Regions from separate parts of the Mus musculus genome. Here region 1 is linked to region 2. Evidence: chromatin loops called from intact Hi-C (ENCODE). Cell type or tissue: gastrocnemius. All regions are shown on one strand. Links, peaks and the distances in the headings refer to the core of each region. The heading gives the core; the rest is flanking DNA. Region 1 overlaps Cdk6 (cyclin-dependent kinase 6). Region 2 has its middle 47 kb from the start of Gm36548.

What was found. A loop is a pair of places that touch in the nucleus more often than their neighbours do. Peaks named below come from ENCODE experiments on the same cell type or tissue, not always from the same donor. Only the 100,000 strongest peaks of a DNase experiment are listed, where the experiment ranks them.
Region 1: a loop joins it to region 2, with 4 times the contacts of the local background. A loop is called at or near these places in 18 of 42 quality-filtered maps.

What each region holds. Positions count from the first base shown.
Region 1 is chr5:3,523,750-3,532,087 of GRCm38, forward strand. It overlaps Cdk6 (cyclin-dependent kinase 6), which reads left to right. Exons shown (of 8, transcript NM_009873.3): 8 at 1-7,259. Among named protein-coding and RNA genes, the nearest start is that of Fam133b, 16 kb to the right of the region's middle. In gastrocnemius, for the core only: no CTCF peak of the experiment used is centred there; a DNase peak (open chromatin) is centred at 3,771.
Region 2 is chr5:3,219,563-3,227,900 of GRCm38, forward strand. No RefSeq gene overlaps it. Among named protein-coding and RNA genes, the nearest start is that of Gm36548, 47 kb to the right of the region's middle. In gastrocnemius, for the core only: a CTCF peak has its summit at 4,433 (motif pointing right); a DNase peak (open chromatin) is centred at 4,467.

The sequences.
Region 1 (8,338 bases), core at 266-8,265, 300 kb after region 2:
CATGTTGGTATTAGAAACATGGCGTATTGTGGTGGATGGTAGAGAAAGGGCGCCGCAACCTCTCAGGACATCATATGTCTGGCCAGCTCTTCATTCATATAGGTGCTCTCTGGATATGTCTTTACATCAGACTCACACCTCTGAAACCCGGTTTTCACACAAGGAGACTTGCCATTGGGGTCTTTAGTAGCCCAGGGAAACATAGAGTAAACTGAAGAGCTTACTGTGTGCCGCTTATCCTTAGATGGCCTCATCCAGTCACAGGTCTTTGTCAGAATCTAACCATTGATTCACTGAGGAGACCCTACTGCCCTGAGGTTCCACTGAAGCAGCTTTTAGTGAGACTAGGGCAAGAATATACCGAATAGCTTCTGTTCAAGGTTTGGTTCCAGAGACTCTACCATTTACAGGACTGGCTGGAGTTACAACAACCTCTTAAAGAGGGTAGGGCGGGTTCTCCAGTTAGACCCCCTAACCTCACAGGTGAGTAGTCCTAACCTGACAGCCTTAGAAACACAGTTGCCGAGTACCTGAGAGCACCCAGTGGCCCGCCGCCTCCTATTCAGCCCCTCTTTAAAGACGACAGACGGTTAAGCCATGGAGAAGCTGTTCAGGTAGCACGGGGCCATTTCTGCCCCCAGCTTGTCATGTTTTTTCTCTCAGGACCCACTCTCTGACCAGTAGACTTGAATTTAGCCCCAAGTGATTTACTAAACTCAGCTCAGAAGCTCACTTAAAAATAGGACCTCCACATGGTCGTGCTAAGTAAAAATGAAGACCCCAAGTTGCACAGGGTGCTGCTATCTCAAAGACAATACTTTCCTTTGAATAGAAAGCTGTGCCGTCCACCCTGCAATGGGTGCTAGCCAACTTGCTTGAGAAAGTCAGGAGCAAGCATTTTGAGTTTTAAAGAATGTCCTGAACTTGTCTTTTAAGTAAACATAGCTGCTTTATTAAAAGCTGTGACTACTAAAGCCAGTCACAGCCATCGTCACTGTGGGAGTTAAATCATGTCAACTTTCAAACATCACAGTTGTTTCAATCTTCTGTCCAAAGAACTCCTCTTCTGGAGAAAACCTGATTTTGGTTTTGGCTTTTTGTCTTGTCTTGTTTTGTTTTTCCTGAGATGGGGTCTCTCTGTGAAGCCCTGGCTATCCTGGAACTCAGTGTGTAGACCAGGCTGGCCTTGAACTCATGTAGATCTGCCTGCTAAAACTAAAGACATGCACCACCATGACAGCTGACTATTTTTTATGATGAGCACAGAAGTGGCTCACATTTTCTTAAAGCACACTTTTGTCACATAGTAGAGTCTAGGAAAGAATAACATTGAAAATCCCCATCCCAGTGTGACACTTGTGTAAGCACATATGGATAGCCATTGGAAGAATACATGCTTGCTTGTAACATGAAATTAAAGACATTGTATAATTTCTTAATCTTTAAAAATTACCAAAAAAGTGGCAACAGTATGTTTAAGGTTATTTTAATTTTTACATAAATTGTTAACCATATTTGTTTGCCTTTAAGTATATTCTAAGAATTATAATTAAGTATAATTATAAGTCATCCCGCACATTCAGCACTTATGGACTAGGTATGTCAAAATACACAAATTCTGTATTTCTTGTTTCATAGGAAGAAAGCAGCCATCTGAAGCTCTACTCATATATATGCCTAAGAATATCTATACAAAATTAAAGTTTAAAAGGCCTTTGCCTCTCGTGCAGCTGAGAATAGACAACTTATAAGCCTTATCCAAAAACCATGATAAAGGGATCATGTGCATCCTTACAAAAACCCCTTATCCTGTGCATACTTACATCCAAGTACATCCTAAGGAAGGTGTCCGTGCATTCATCTGCCACAGTGGGGAAGCTGCCTGGTGCAAGGTGTGAGTCCTGGAATGATTAGTGATAGTGGTCTCAAATGAGGACACCTTCGTCTCCCACCAGTTTCCTTCCTATGGACAGGCTCAGTCCAGTTATACAGGCCAGGAGGGGCTGGTGCCCACAGCCTCCCGCCTCTGCAAGGTAGGATTGCATATCTCAAACATCTCTAACTCAGTTTCGGCTTTGTTGGTCTTGTTTAAGGAAATAAGCCAGTAAGCCAAAACTATTTTTGTTGTTGTTCTCTTGTCTTCTGAAAGAGAGGGGATATCAATTTTAAATGTTTCTCTCAATTTGATCTTTCAAATTTTTCTAATAAAGTGCCAAATTGCTGCTGCTTCTTCTTCTTCTTTCTTCTTCTTCTTCTTCTTCTTCTTCTTCTTCTTCTTCTTCTTCTTCTTCTTCTTCTTCTTCTTCTTCTTCATGTTTTCTGCTAGGGTTTTCTTGTTTTGTTTTGGTTTCAGTTTGTTTTATTTTCAGCAAGTTAGGTAACTTGAGAGGACTTCCACTAGGATGTTCACACCTCTGTGCTCTGGTCCTCTGACCCCTCCAAAAAATAGCCACCTGGGAATAAATGCAAGCTCCCCCCCTCCAGCATCTACCAAAATACTGTTGCAGCAATTCCAAGTTCAAATGGTGGGGATGGAAGGTAGTTTGGAGTTGGGTTGGGTTGGGTTGGGTTAGGTTGGACAGAAGTCAGTTTTAAAATTCACAGCGCCCTAAGGTCAGTGTGGGGTTTATTCCTCTATCCCAATGTGTTTCACAAGGTGGCGCTTTCAGAGAAAACTCTAAACCTGACCAAGACTGAGAGGTATTCTAGAGACAGTACTTGTAACTATTTTCCTGCACATCTGTAACTATCACCTAGCATATTCCTTCAGACAATTAACAGCCTTCATAATATTCTACAGCTTATATGTTTTGCTTTTTAGCTAGGTTCTGAGTGACTAAGTTAGGCTTGAGAGTGATGTTTAAGCAATAAAGAAGGCCTTTACTTAAGAGACATTTTTGATGTACCCAAATAACCTGAAATTCTAGGACATACAACTAAAAACTTCCCTGAAGCCGGCCCTCGTCTGTGAGCAGCACGGTTTCATTAGAAATGGCAAAACTCCTTGCGGGGTTGGGAGTGGGGGACAGTCCTAACTCTCACAGCCCTTGACATGTCTGCTGCGGTTCACCCCTCACTATCCATGACCTTTTGACACTGTCATTTCTAAACTCAAGTGAACAAAGGAAGCACTGCATCTGTAACTGAGTATGCAGACCATTTTCTAAAGAACCACAGTGCTCGACAAATACTGGAAGAACTGGTATGTTTTACACGCACATAAACTACAAGTGCAAACTCTTACATTCCAATTCCTAAATTACAGTTATATAGTACATATGAACATTACAGTTTAGACAGGAACCTGCATAAGGCTTTGGTTTTTCTACTCTCGAGGTCACTTTTATACTACATTTTAAATTCACACTTTTCTCAGAGACCCAGCCCCCTGAGCCAATAGTGACAGTACACTGGGATGAACAGACACAGTACCACACCATGGCAGAAAGCAGTTTATTCCTTATGAGTCACACACACACACACACACACCCTGCCTGACTTCACACACACACACACACACTGCCTGACTTCACACACACACACCCTGCCTGACTTCACTCCAGAAAGGCTGGCAGGGAGGTTTCAGTCATTTACACAGACCAGGTGCTCAAGCATTGAGAAATCGATTCTTTCAACCCTCTGCTCTCACTGAAGCAGATCTCAGGTTAAGCCCCTCAGTGAAAGGCCAAGGGTCCCCTGGGTCTGCCACCATTCTGGAGTTCCTGAGCCTGACCCCACCCCTACTCCTGCTGAATGACAGGGGGCGGGGCAGCGGAGCCAGGCCAAGCAGGATATTGTGGGAGGACCAGTGACCTGCTGCACCTCAGCCATCTGTTGTGCCATCTTAGGAAGCAGGGTGCTCGAGAAACACAGAGCTGTCCTCTGAGCTACAATAACTACAGTTTGCTCACTAGGCTAGCTAGCTCTGGTGTAGAGATGCAAGCCCTATATGAAATGTCTCCCACTCAAAGTTTTGCTGGGGGGTGGGGGTTGAGATGTATAATTGCAGGAGAAATTCTGACTTTACTGTTTTCTATCTGATACATCCATGGTGGGGAAAAGATATGAAACTGTCTCAGTTTGAAAAGCTCTTCTACTTCAATTGGCAAACGCATGGAGTTCGTTACTTTCTACTTTCTTCTTTTTTCTCCTTTAGTGAGCAAATTATTCCTTGAACAGAAAGAGGATTTTCCCATTTAGAGGAAGCTTCTGTGTGAATTGTCAGGTCACACAAATAATGCCATTATATTGTTGAGTGTAGGGCTTTGGTTTTTCAGGGGACACATAGCCAAGCAGTGATGGTCAGGAATTATGTCTCACTCTATCATTTCTTACTCAAGCAGGGTTCCAGCCAGATTCTATTGTGAGCTGAGGTTAGTCGGGGGACCCTGTGCTCTACTTGAAGTTTCATAATCTTTAGTTCTATGAAATGCAATAACATATATTAGCCAGCAATATTCCTGTGGTCGCCAGCATCTCTGAGTTTGACCTTCAGTCTCTGGATGGTTAAAATAGATCCCAGCAGTAATCCATTTCTTGACATCAGTGCTTAAGTCAAGTATCTTTCCACTCTGGTCCTATTTGCAACAATGTATTCATGTATGTTTCATTTCCTTTATTCATTATTTTCCTATGAACAGTGATAAATGTATTAGCACATTGAATTAATAGCATAATAGAAAGAGCACTTAGCAGATGGGGATTTTTTATCAAGTCCCACATTTACATAAGTTATTTCTATTATTATTCATGTATATTATTTATTGCTAAGCCTCACACCATTCCTGTGAAAGTGCAACTAAAGGCAGATATTAGGGCTTGGATTTAATGTTCCTTATCATGGTCTTGAACAAAAAATTCAGTGATGCCCCCAAATAAGCTGCCTGCGTTTTTAACACGACTGCTAGATTTCAGTAGGTTAAGTGTAACACTTTTGGTGTCTAGGTGTCTTTTTACATTAAAAGAGGCAAAGCAGCAGAACTCTGTAGCTATTGCTTCTGGCAGAGATTTGTTTAGCATAGTGTGGTATTAATTATAGCAAATGTTAAGGTAGCATGTAGAGGTTGCCTTCAATAAGGGACTGTGCCAGGTGGCCAGCAAAGTGGATTCTAGGCAGAGCAGGCGTCTAGGTGCTGCCTCCTGTCTGGTTGTGTGAAGAGAGCTGCTCCGAGCAATGTAGTGCCCCCGTGCCCCCGTAGGTGTCCTGGGCAGCGGTGGGAACACGTGGTACTGTAGAGAAGGGATCAGCGTGAGGGGTGTTCTGTAGGAACAGAACTGGTAGCGTATGCCTTGAGGCTTCCTGCCCGTGTTTTCAGATTCCAGGCATACATTCTGTATACAGAAGCAGTCCATCCTAGCAATAAAACCTAGGAATCCCCAACAACTCAAAAGGCAGTTGCCCTGCTGTGGTTTCTGTCCTGAGCTGAAGGTTAACGGGCAAGTGTTAGGCACAGAAGAGCATCGTGTGCTGGGGTGCCGTGCCACGGCCCAGGGTGCGTGTTAGCAGTAGAGACTGTTACAGGGTTGTCCCTTCTAGGTGCGTAGAAGTATATGGCTTCACTGTAAAGTGTGTATTGTTTCTGTATTCCCACAGGGACTTGTTAAAGCTTCTAGAGGCTTCAGCAAAGCTGTAGACCACAGTAAGCTGCTTTTTGTTTGACTTATTCTTAGACTAGGAAATGTTTAAAGGTTAAAAAAAAAAAAAAAAGAATCTTCATTTAGACACTGAACTCGCTATTTTCTGGACTGAAATCATGGTCCTAGAACTGTAGAAATCACACCCATTAGATGCTAATCTAGGTTGTGTAAGCCAGCCCCAAGAGTCTAGCATCCCCACACTGTATCTGCATCTTCCTGCATCTTACCTTCCTTCCCGAAGGTGCTCCCTACCACTACCCTGACCTGTCCCTTTGGTGCTTCCCATCTCCTTGGCTGAAAGTTAGGCATCAAGCATGTGATGAGAAATACTTTCAGCACCAAGTATGCCTGCCTAGGCCTAGCCACCGCCCCCACTTTGCCTTTGGCTAGCCATAGTCAACAAGAGATAATACCTGGTGCTGGGCACAGAATGAACCCATGATGTCAGTCAGAAAAGCCCTCAAGCATATTTCTCCTGTACGTCCTGATCTTTAAACCCAGTCATTATGCAGAGCGTTCGCTGTTGGCTATAGTCCCAGGTTAAAAAAAAAAAAAACATTCCAGGCTGCTGTAGGCTGTCCATATGCAGTCTCTGCTTTTACCTTGCTTTTTCATACTTGAAATTCGTTCTGCCATTTTGATTTCACGGTGCAGACATCAGGGTACACGTTCCCTCTGGGTGCATAATTGCTCTCATTCCGTTTGCTCACACTGCTACAGGATGCTCTGTTTTGGTGCTTTGGGTTCAGCGGGTCAAAAAGCACTGTGGGAAATCACTGCCTAGAACACAGTCTTAAAAGCATTTGGGCAGGAGTCTTGGTGTTGATGTCGCTTCTGCTCTTCTCTGTGCCCTCCAGATGGAGTTACCAGGTTGGCCTGCCAGGTCCCCCACTCCCACCCCCAAGACCTTTCTCTGAATGGCCTGTGAACCCTGTGCTGTATCCAAGGGTGAATGTGACGTATCTCCTCTGGCGACCCTACCTTTCCTGGTTACTCACCATCAGAAACAACCTAGGTTACATATAGCAAACTCTACACAGCCTTCCTGAGGGAAAGCATAAAAGGATATCTCTAAGGTTGCTCTTCAAAGCCCTGAGCTGAAGGCCTTTGCTCCCGTCCTTGGAGCTGATGAAAATACTGGTCAATTTATCCAAGCCCTTCCCACTTACAAGAATGGGAAAGTAGAGGTTTGTGTCGATACCATCTAAAGACCACAACTTCTAGCCATAGGGTATTTCATATATGTCCATTTTCAAAAGCAGCTCAGGTGAGTGGTGACTCCAGGCTCCATGCAGGCATCTTAACATGGGACTTCCCTAGAGAGAGCTACAGTGTTCATTCTATGTCACAGGGCAGGAGAGGAGACCGGCAGGAAATTTGGAGGGTAACAGATCAATACTCCTTTGGAAACTGGATGTCTTACTGGGTGCTAGAATGCAAATTTATGTATTTATTGTCTGGTCATTGAATTCATTGCCTTTCAAAACCATTGTTCAAATGTCACTATCATTGGCCTCACTTGTATGCCAGCCGAATTGGTTGAAAGCAAACCAGAGAATGGTTTGTGCATTTGCCTTACCATTTGTACTTCTTACAATAAAAATGTCAGTAGCAAATAAAAACAGCGATTTCAGACTCCTTCCTTAGAGATGGATTGCCCTGCTGGCTGTTCATCCCCTTTACTTAAGTGGCTGTATTGCAGTAACATATCATATGTTAGGGTAGCATGCATTAGACTTTTTAAAACGAGATTCCTTATCAAGAATGTGTCTTACATAGGAGCAGCTCACTGAGCTTACAGTTCAGTCAACAAATGCTCAGTAGATGACTACGCTAAATGCTTCACATAGGAAAAAATAAATTTAATGGAGACAGCACTTCAGAGCTTGCAGAGAAGGTGCTGTGGAAAAGGTTTGTGTCACCAGACTAGTATAGAGGAGCAAGGGTTTCATAGAAATAAGTATAGCTTGGAAGGCTGAGGGGATAACTTAGTGGATACGGGCACCTGCTATATAACCGTGAGGCACCAAGTTCAAACTTCCAACACTCACATTAAAAACAAGAAAGCTCAGTATGGCTGCTTGTACCTGTGACCCCAGCCTCCAGCGCTGGATGTCAGAAGACTGGTAGATCTGGGAATTTGGTGGGTAGCCAGCTTAAAGGTAACAGGTGCACTCAGGGTCAGCAAGAGACCTTGCCTGACAGGAATAAGGCACAGAGGGACCCCTGGCGCCCTCCTAGCACACACCTGCATGCCCATGTGTGTGAACCACAGAAGCATGAGAAGAAATTTAGTAAGGTTCGCTGAGGGGTGGGGTGATGGTTCAGTCAGGAATCTTCTGCAACCGAATCCGTAATTCTGCTGCTAAGAGGGCAAAGACAGACACTACACTAGAGCTCAAAGAGTCAGGCCATCTGATCGCTCAGTGAGTCAAGTTCAGTGGGAGACCCTGTCTCCAGAAGATACAGTGGGGAGCAATGGCAGAGGAAGGACACAGATGCCGACCTCCAGCCTGCACATGTATGCACTGGAACAAAAAGGGGGTTTTGCAGAAGTGTGGAGCAGAGACTGAAGGAAAGGCCATCCAGAGACTGCCACACCTGGGGATCCATCCCACATACAGTCACCAAACCCAGACACTATTGTAGATGCCAACAAGAGCTTGCTGACAGGAGCCTGATATAGCTGTTTCCTAAGAGG
Region 2 (8,338 bases), core at 312-8,311:
TCTCTTTTATTGTTAATCAAAATCAAAGTACGTGTGTGTTAAGAAACAGAAGTGCCTTTTGGAGGGGGGTTCCATGAAAAAAAAAAAAGCTAAAGTTTTTCTCTATCTCTTAATGAAAGCCAAATGTCCAAATTATAATTAAAATGTTTACACTGACCGTGACTGTCTAGATCGGCAGTGTAGCCCAGCTCAGGCAGCTTTTGATAAGTTAGAAAGAGCCATGCTAGCTAATTTTTTTTCTTGGTAAAATGCTACAGTGTCCAGAAAGCAAGCCTACTCCACAATTAGCTCAGATCAGATAAGCAAAGAAACTGAGTCGTCCTGACACAAATGTCCACAGGGTCACAAGAAAACAGAGTTTGCCGTCAGCTGGAGAAAGTCAGTGTGTCTGAGATCAGTCATTCTGAACCTTCACTTGGAGAAGTGTCACTCTGTGTCATGCAGGTGACATCATCACATCTTGATCAACCCCAGGCATCAACCAAAGCATTTCAGAAGATCAAAATGGAGGAGAAAGACAGGAGGCCTCCGTGCCTCATTTTCTCTAAAGACTCTTGTGTTTTTTGGGCCCCTATAAAGCACTTGTCATACAAGTCATGGTGTCTGGATGTATATGCAATCTCTCATCAGAAAGGGTATCATTTTAGAAAGTTTTCATAGCCTTTGGGGCTACAATTATCTGGCAAATTCTCTTTGTTATCTTTGTTCAACCCCTGATATAGTAGCATAGAGAAATGTCTCCCAATTAGAGTTCTGGAATGCCCAGACTACTGGCTAGGTTGTTTGGGTTGTTGTTGTTGTTGTTGTTGCTTGGTTTTGTTTTTTGTGAAAGTGATAAAAAGTCAAGTCATCTGAGAATGGGGAACCTTAAGTGAGACAACGCCCCAATCAATTTGGCCTATGAATGATTTTCTTAATTGATGATTAATGTGAATGGGTCCAACCCAGTGTGGGCAGGGCTGTCCCTGAGCAGATGATCCTGGGGTCTATGAGAAAGCTGATCAAACCAATTCAGTCAGCAGTGTTCCTCTGTGGCCTTCATTCTAGTTCCTGCCTCCAGATATCTGCTCTGCTTACTTCAGGGAGTGGTGACTTGGTTGGAATCTCAAGATGAAATAATCTTTCCCCCCCTCAAGTTGATTTTGGCCTTGGTGTTTTATCTCAGCAATAGCAACCAAACTAAGATAGCCAGTGAGCAGACCTTCCCATGGCCTCCCATCTCCAAATGAGACCCCTGACCAAAAAGTAAATAATTTTGCATTTCTTCATAGTACACAATGTACTTGGGTATTAAAGACAGCAGAGCACATGAATGCCCATCTGGAGAACTTTAGATACTACAACGCCTTCAATCATCATCTAGAGAACTGGGAAGTTTGGGTACTGTGTCGGCACTGTGTAGTCACTTATACCCACTTCAGCTAGTTCTGATGGACAACCAAGCTAAGAACCATGGCCCTTTGGGGATGCACAGAGTTCATAGCCCGTGGCATCACTGTTAGATTTATTTGTTGTAGCCCCATAATTAACTTAGCCAAATAATTTTTGCTCTGTAATAAAGAATCAGTCATCGTAGACTGTTCTTTAGGTCTACACACCATTGCTGAGTCTGTGCAGTGTTCAAGTTCCTCTAATGGTAGCCAGTCACTTCAAAAACAAAATGTCTAGGCCTGTGTTGTCGCTTGGTGACCGTATATTGCTTAGCATGCACTAAGCACTCAATTAAGTCAATCCCTAGAGCTACTAGAAAGAAAGAAAGAAAGAAAGAAAGAAAGAGAGAGAGAGAGGGAGGGAGGGAGGGAGGGAGGGAGGGAGGGAGGGAGGGAGGGAGGAAGGAAGGAAGGAAGGAAGGAAGGAAGGAAGGAAGGAAGGAAGAGGAGGGAGGCAGGGAGGGAGAGAGAGAGAGAAGGAAAGAAAGAAAGAGGAGGGAGGGAGGGAGAGAGAGAGAGAGAAGGAAAGAAAGAAAGAAAGAAAGAAAGAAAGAAAGAAAGAAAGAAAGAGAGAGAGAGAGAGAGAGGGAGAAAGAAAGAAAGAAAGAAAGGAAGAGAGAGAGAGAGGAGGGTCGGAGGGAGGGAGGGAGAGAGAGAGAGAGAAGGAAAGAAAAAGAAAGAAAGAAAGAAAGAAAGAAAGAAAGAAGGAAAGAAAGAAAGAAAGAAGGAGGGAGGAGGAAGAGAGAGAGGGAGGGGAGAGAAAGAGGATGTGAGGGAACTGGAAGAAGAGTGGAAGAAGAGAGAGTAAGGGAGAAGGGAGGGTAAGGGGGAGGGGAGAAAGTTTAACGTGATTGTTTTCTAAGCATGTGGGAGGTCTAGTACCTAAGAAACACTTCCCAGAATCATCGTAAGTACCTTAAAAATCTATTATTAATTACATGGGAAAAAAAACCCACAGTCAAGGCTCATTTCCAAATGTTAAAGGATGAGGGATATTTTCTCCTGAAAAAATTAAAAATTAGTTGAGATTTTGGAGTGGTTAAGATGTGTGTGTGTGTGTGTGTGTATGTGTGTGTGTGTGTGTGTGTGTGTGTGTGTGTGTGTGTGTGTGTGTGTGTTCAGGAGTACATGCACATGTGCATGCATGAATGTGGAGGGAAAGCCAATGTGTTGTTGCTTAGACATTATTGACACAAAAGCTCTCACTGGTCCCTAGGTCTTTCCAGGGAACCCTAGAGATGTTTGTGTCTCTGCCTACAAGCCCTGGGGTTGCAATTGTATGCAGCCCTGCATGTGTTTTCACATGGATGCTGGGACTTGAACCCAGTTCTTCATGCTCTTAGAGCAAGCACTTTACCAGCTCAGCCTTCCTAGCCTCTAAAGCAGTGATTGTTAACATGGGGGTCGTGATCCCTTAGGGCCGCAGATCAGATATTTACCATCCATCACAGTAGCATCATCACAGTTATCAGAATGATTGTATGACTGGGGGCCGCCACGGCATGAGGAGCTGTGTTACAGGGTCTCCGTATTAGGAAGGTTGAGAACCACTGTTCCCAATGCTTTAATTATTAATGTTCAAATGCGCTTCCATCTGCTTGCCAAAATAGCTATGCATGAGGACAGCTAACCCCAAAGCAACGAATCTTATAACTCACACTGAAACTCAAGTCCCGTGGTCCATTTCATTTCAAATTCAGTGTAGAAAATGATGCTTTGATTACATAATGAAAACTGCAATAGTGCAGGCAGATAGTGAATGAGTATCCTGTGGTAAGAGAAAAAGAGCTCAGTGTATGGCTTCAGCTCAGTTTTCACAAGTAACTAAGTGACTTGGAGAAAATGGTTGTCCCTTTCAGGACCTCATTGTCCTCAACTGCAAAATCAAGGTAACGATTTTGAGGTTACAGGAACAATGTATCCTTTGAGGAGTTAAGGAGCAGTGTGTAAGAACTGCCCCGCACATAGTAGGTGCTCAATAAATCCTGTGAGGAAAACTAGCCCAGTACCTGGGTGAAGGAGGCAACAACATAAAACCAGTCATCTCTTAAGTACCTTTATCTGTAATAGTTTCTCACATTATCATCCAGTTCTAATCTAAGCCTATAATGAGCTCTAAGAGGGTAAACCAGATTAAACGAAATAGAAAATCAAATGAATATACAAAATTATATACAAGAAGAAATTCTTAAGACTACGTGAGTTTTGGCAAAATTGAATTTATCTAGCAGAGCTCAAAACCCAGCCAACAGAAGCAGCACTGACAACTCCCCTTTCTCTTCCTGGCTGGGCCCTTTGGCACTCCTGTCTACTGGCACCTGGATCCAAGGATTTATCAATCTCTGATTCCACACCTCTGGCGTCTGCACAGGTGGCGGTCTGTTCTCTCACCAGGAAGCACATGGAGAGCTGGCTGGCTGGTGGGCTTTGATGCCCACACTGAGAACTATTAGTCAATTAGCAACTGCAAACAATGCTAGAACTCCCATTCTCTCATTTTATATTCATTGGCTAGAACTCTCTTCAAGATAGCATTTCTTCTGTCTGTTATATCGCCTAACATTATAGCATACCCAGTGAAGAACACAAGCAGAATGTAGAGCTTGAGTCTCTCGGCATGATAGCTCCATGATATTACTACGAATTGACAAATTCGAGCAAATCTTTGATGATTCAGGCTGCCATTAAAATCAGATTCTTCTCGTGTTCCTAGAGCAGCCTCTCAGTGTTTTATGGCAGCGGCTAATACTTCATGGTCCTTTCATTCCTATCTCACGTCACTAATTGGAGTTGGCTAGCAATGCTAAACCTTACTAACAGTACCTTGATAAAACATTTTCGGACCGGGACTATATTGTTTTCGCTAAAGAAAATGGTAAGTCTTACAGACACAGAAAACACAGTATCAAAAGCTTTGTCTAAGTTGTACTCACAAAAAACTAAAAACACCCGTAATAAATTTCCTTTACTGAAAGTAAACAACCTTTAAGGAGTAGAAATACAAGCCAGCCAGCAGAGGGAGTACAAGCTACCTTATGAACACAACCTCCCAAGGTCTGTTTGGCTATTGGGAAAGTTCCTGATAATATTTGGGGAAGGAAGATACCTAGAACAAGACAGGACAGATCTGTACTACACTGTTGTCTGTTGGATGCAAAGAGCTACCCAATTCTTAAGGAAGGATGAGCCCAGCATGGGAAGAAGTGAGTGCCTGCTTTCCTCAGCATCTCACCTCAGCCCTAAACCCATGGATGGATGTCCATATCACAGTCCAGAGCTGTCTTGGATGATTTAGAAAGTGAGCAATAGAACTGCTCATTTCTCACAAACTAATTAAATGGAGACACCCAGAAGTTACAAGGCTTCCCAAAAGTCATATGAATTGGAGGGTAGAGATGAAACATTCATCGTCTCATGGCACCTTAGTCAATGCCAAACTTCACTAAGGAAAGAGGACAAAAAGCATTTGGTAGGCTGTCTGCTTCTCTTCAGAGAATAATGACTCAGTGAGATCGTCAGCACAGAGCATCCGAGCACACCCCGAGCTCTGTACAGGATTTCCTCCTGGGTTGGTGCTTTAATTTCCAATCAGTCTGAGTCAATAACGTATGGTTGTCAGGGCCATTGTTGGCTCTAGCAGTTTCTTGTCTCAACCCCACAGCTCATAGAACATGGGGCTCGGGGTCAGAGGCAAGGGTTTGGGGTTGGGCCTTTCTGTGTTTGTACAATGGGACAAGTCAATATCTCTTCCGTATCAGTGAGCTCTGGACTAAACTGATCTATCAAGTGTTGAGGACAAATGACAATGGACAATATTTGTAAGCTGCAGTGTATACTGAATTCCATTCACACAGTCCTGCGGGAGGCTGGACCCATCCTCAGCGAGCATGCCACAGCTCCCGCTGTTTGCAACACATACGTGCATTTCTCGGGGATGACAACAACTACAGAGAAAGCCAGCTGGGGGGGGGCTCATTCCGGGGGCCTTTGAGGCAGATTCTTTCTTTTCCTTTTGTCTGTATCTCTTAGAAAAAGTAAGATGAGGCAGCGCTGGAAAAAAGTTCAAATTGATCCACAGTCAATGGACTCAGGGTTGCGCATCAAATTCAAAACACACTTTGGAATTGCAGGACAAGATCCAGCTTTCCCAAAGGCTGATGACAATGGAGGAAAGGGTCTGTGAAGACTCGTCATCATTTCGACAAGATTTAAATTGATGTGGAGACAAACTGCTTTTTGTTTTAAATGGTGAAAACATTTTCCCTGGAGACACAGGTTGAATAATAAGGGCTTCTCAATGGTGCCCGTAAATGAACAAGTTCTGCTCTGGCTGTCAGTGAGCTTAACGGGCACAGGTTGTCACTCGAATGTTCTTGGCCTTTATTCTGTGAATCTGCTCCATCCCACAACCAACAGAAGAGCCTCCTAATGCCTCTTCTTTCCCAGACCAACAGCCTTTAACTCGGGGGCAAGGCTTTCATCATTCCTGAGTGCGCTGAGACACCGAGTCGGCTGAGCTCATTTAGCCCAGTCGAGTAAGAGTCAATGAAGTCAAAGCCATTGACTCAGCCTTTATTCAATCTCGCTACCCCCATCCTCCTATGTGTTAACTAAATGCATCCCCATTGAACATATCCCGACTGGCACTGTAAATCCATTAGTCACTAGAACAAAAGGGTAGGTTGGATACGGTTGGAGACAGACTGACTGTCCTGAAATCCTATCTCTGGCATTCTATAGCTCTGTGAACTTGGGGAGATTACTTAATTTCCTCACCATAAAATAAGACTTAATATAGCCACTACTTCTGGGATTTTATATGATTTAATAAAACTATCCATATAAAGTGTTTCCCATGGTACCCACATACAAAAAAAACAAAAAAAAAACTTAATAGATGTTAATTTTATTACAAGTTATTGCTATAGATATTGTTGCCTTTATTACTATTGCAGGAAGTTCAATTTGAAGCCACATGAAAACCATACTGAGAACCACACATAACTGGGTATTTGTTGTGTGTTGGATTCCTTCAGGGTTAGTACGTGCTGGCTCTGAAACTCAGATCTCTAAGAGCATTGGCACATGTGAAATTAGCTTACCCTCCCAAAAACACCAGGAAGAAAGTGAAGCGTTTTGCTTTTCTCAAAGTCAATTCATGTACCACACAGTTAAATAGTCAACACAACTGGGTTTGCAGTAAGCAGGGACCCCTGAGTGCCCACTGTGCCCTTTATCTGCTGAAGACGTCTACTTGCAAAGCTAAAACAGATGTTTAAGTGTTCTTTGTAGAGTCAGTTGTGTTAGATGATGTTTGACTGGGGCGCACATGTGAAGGAGTGTTTTCCTGAAGTGAACACTGGTGAAAGACTAAGGCAGACTTGTAAAGGAACGTTTCACTGAAGCAGACACAGGAGAGAGATGTTCTGCTAAGGCAAGCACGTGAAAGGACACGTGATGAAGAATTCTTTGCTAACCACATGTATTGGTCCGCCTTACATTGTGTAGTTTGTTGGGACTCTGCAAACTCAGGCTGATTGGATGCATGTGCTGATGCAAGGCACATGGAGGACACGTGATATTTGGAGGGTATAAATAGAACTCCACAGAGTGATGGAGACAGAGCTTGGCTTGCTGGTATAGCTAGCTGTGCAACGCCTGTTCATTGATCTTCGCTTCCCTGAGAGAGGCACAGCCAAGGACTTCTCTTGCTGTCTCTCCTGGTACCTCCTGCTCATTCGAGCCAAGGCAGAGGCCTGGTTGTCTCTGACAGATAGTGCCACCACTGCTGATTCCTGTTTGCTATGGTGACTCTACTGAACTGGACTATTGATGTATCTATGTTTTCGAGTTGATCGAGCTGCCCCTGCAAATATGGGAACTGAACTGCTGATATTATATTCCAGATAATACAGATGGGAGTTGCTCCAGGTAGCCTTTCAAAACAGATCTACTCCCTGCCCCATCCTTTCTTTCCCACAACTTCTGGTGGGTGGTGGGCTAAAAAGGAGGTTAAAGCATTTAAGAACCATCATTAAAAATAAGGTTTGAAAACAACTAAAGCTAAAAATCTTTCACAAAATTCAAGGCATGAAAACAATGGTCATTTCCTTAATCGATTGTGGCCACTTTGTCTTTTCCAGTCAAGAAAAAATGAGAGCTAGGTTAAAACTGTTTCTATTTTGCTTTCTTTTCTTTTTTCTTTCTCAAAATAAAACACACTTCTAATTTTTTATTGGGAAAATCAAACAAATGATGGAATAATTTCTTGGTCAAGATCTGTAGGAGGTGGTTCTGATGCTGTCCTATTCCCCAGTTGGTTCTTGATCTGTCAGTAAAGAAAGCCATGGGCCAATTGCTGGGTGGAAGGGACAGGTGAGACTTCTAGGTCCCTGGAGGAGGCAAGGAAAAGCAAGGGAGGAGAGGAGGAGTTTCTGCCGTGCTTTGGGGGAAGAAGAAGCCAACAGTCATGTGAGGTCTCAGGAGGAGGTGGGGCTTGGTGGGACTAGCCACTGAAGTGTAGGGCAGGTGGGAAGAGAGAAGATAGAAATATTATTAAGGACATGCTTTTCCAGATGGGAGATAGTAACACCCAGCAGTTGTGTCCTAAAGAAAGTTGAAAAGGAGCAAACTGTGTATGTGTCTTTTAGCCATGGATTCAAGGCAAGCTGAGAGGGGGCTGGTAACACAGCCACTTTCCCAGAGTAAAGGCCTTAGCATAAAAGTACACACAACAAAGATGAATACCAATCAATGTCTATTTCAGATCATCCCGTTCTGAATGTCAAGTGTCCATTTACACAGCCTAAATGTAGCCACCAGTTATTTTTCTCTCTCTAACTTGAGTGTGGAACCTCACTGAGCAAAGCTTAATACACATGGAAAGAGAGAATAGTCCAACTATTTCT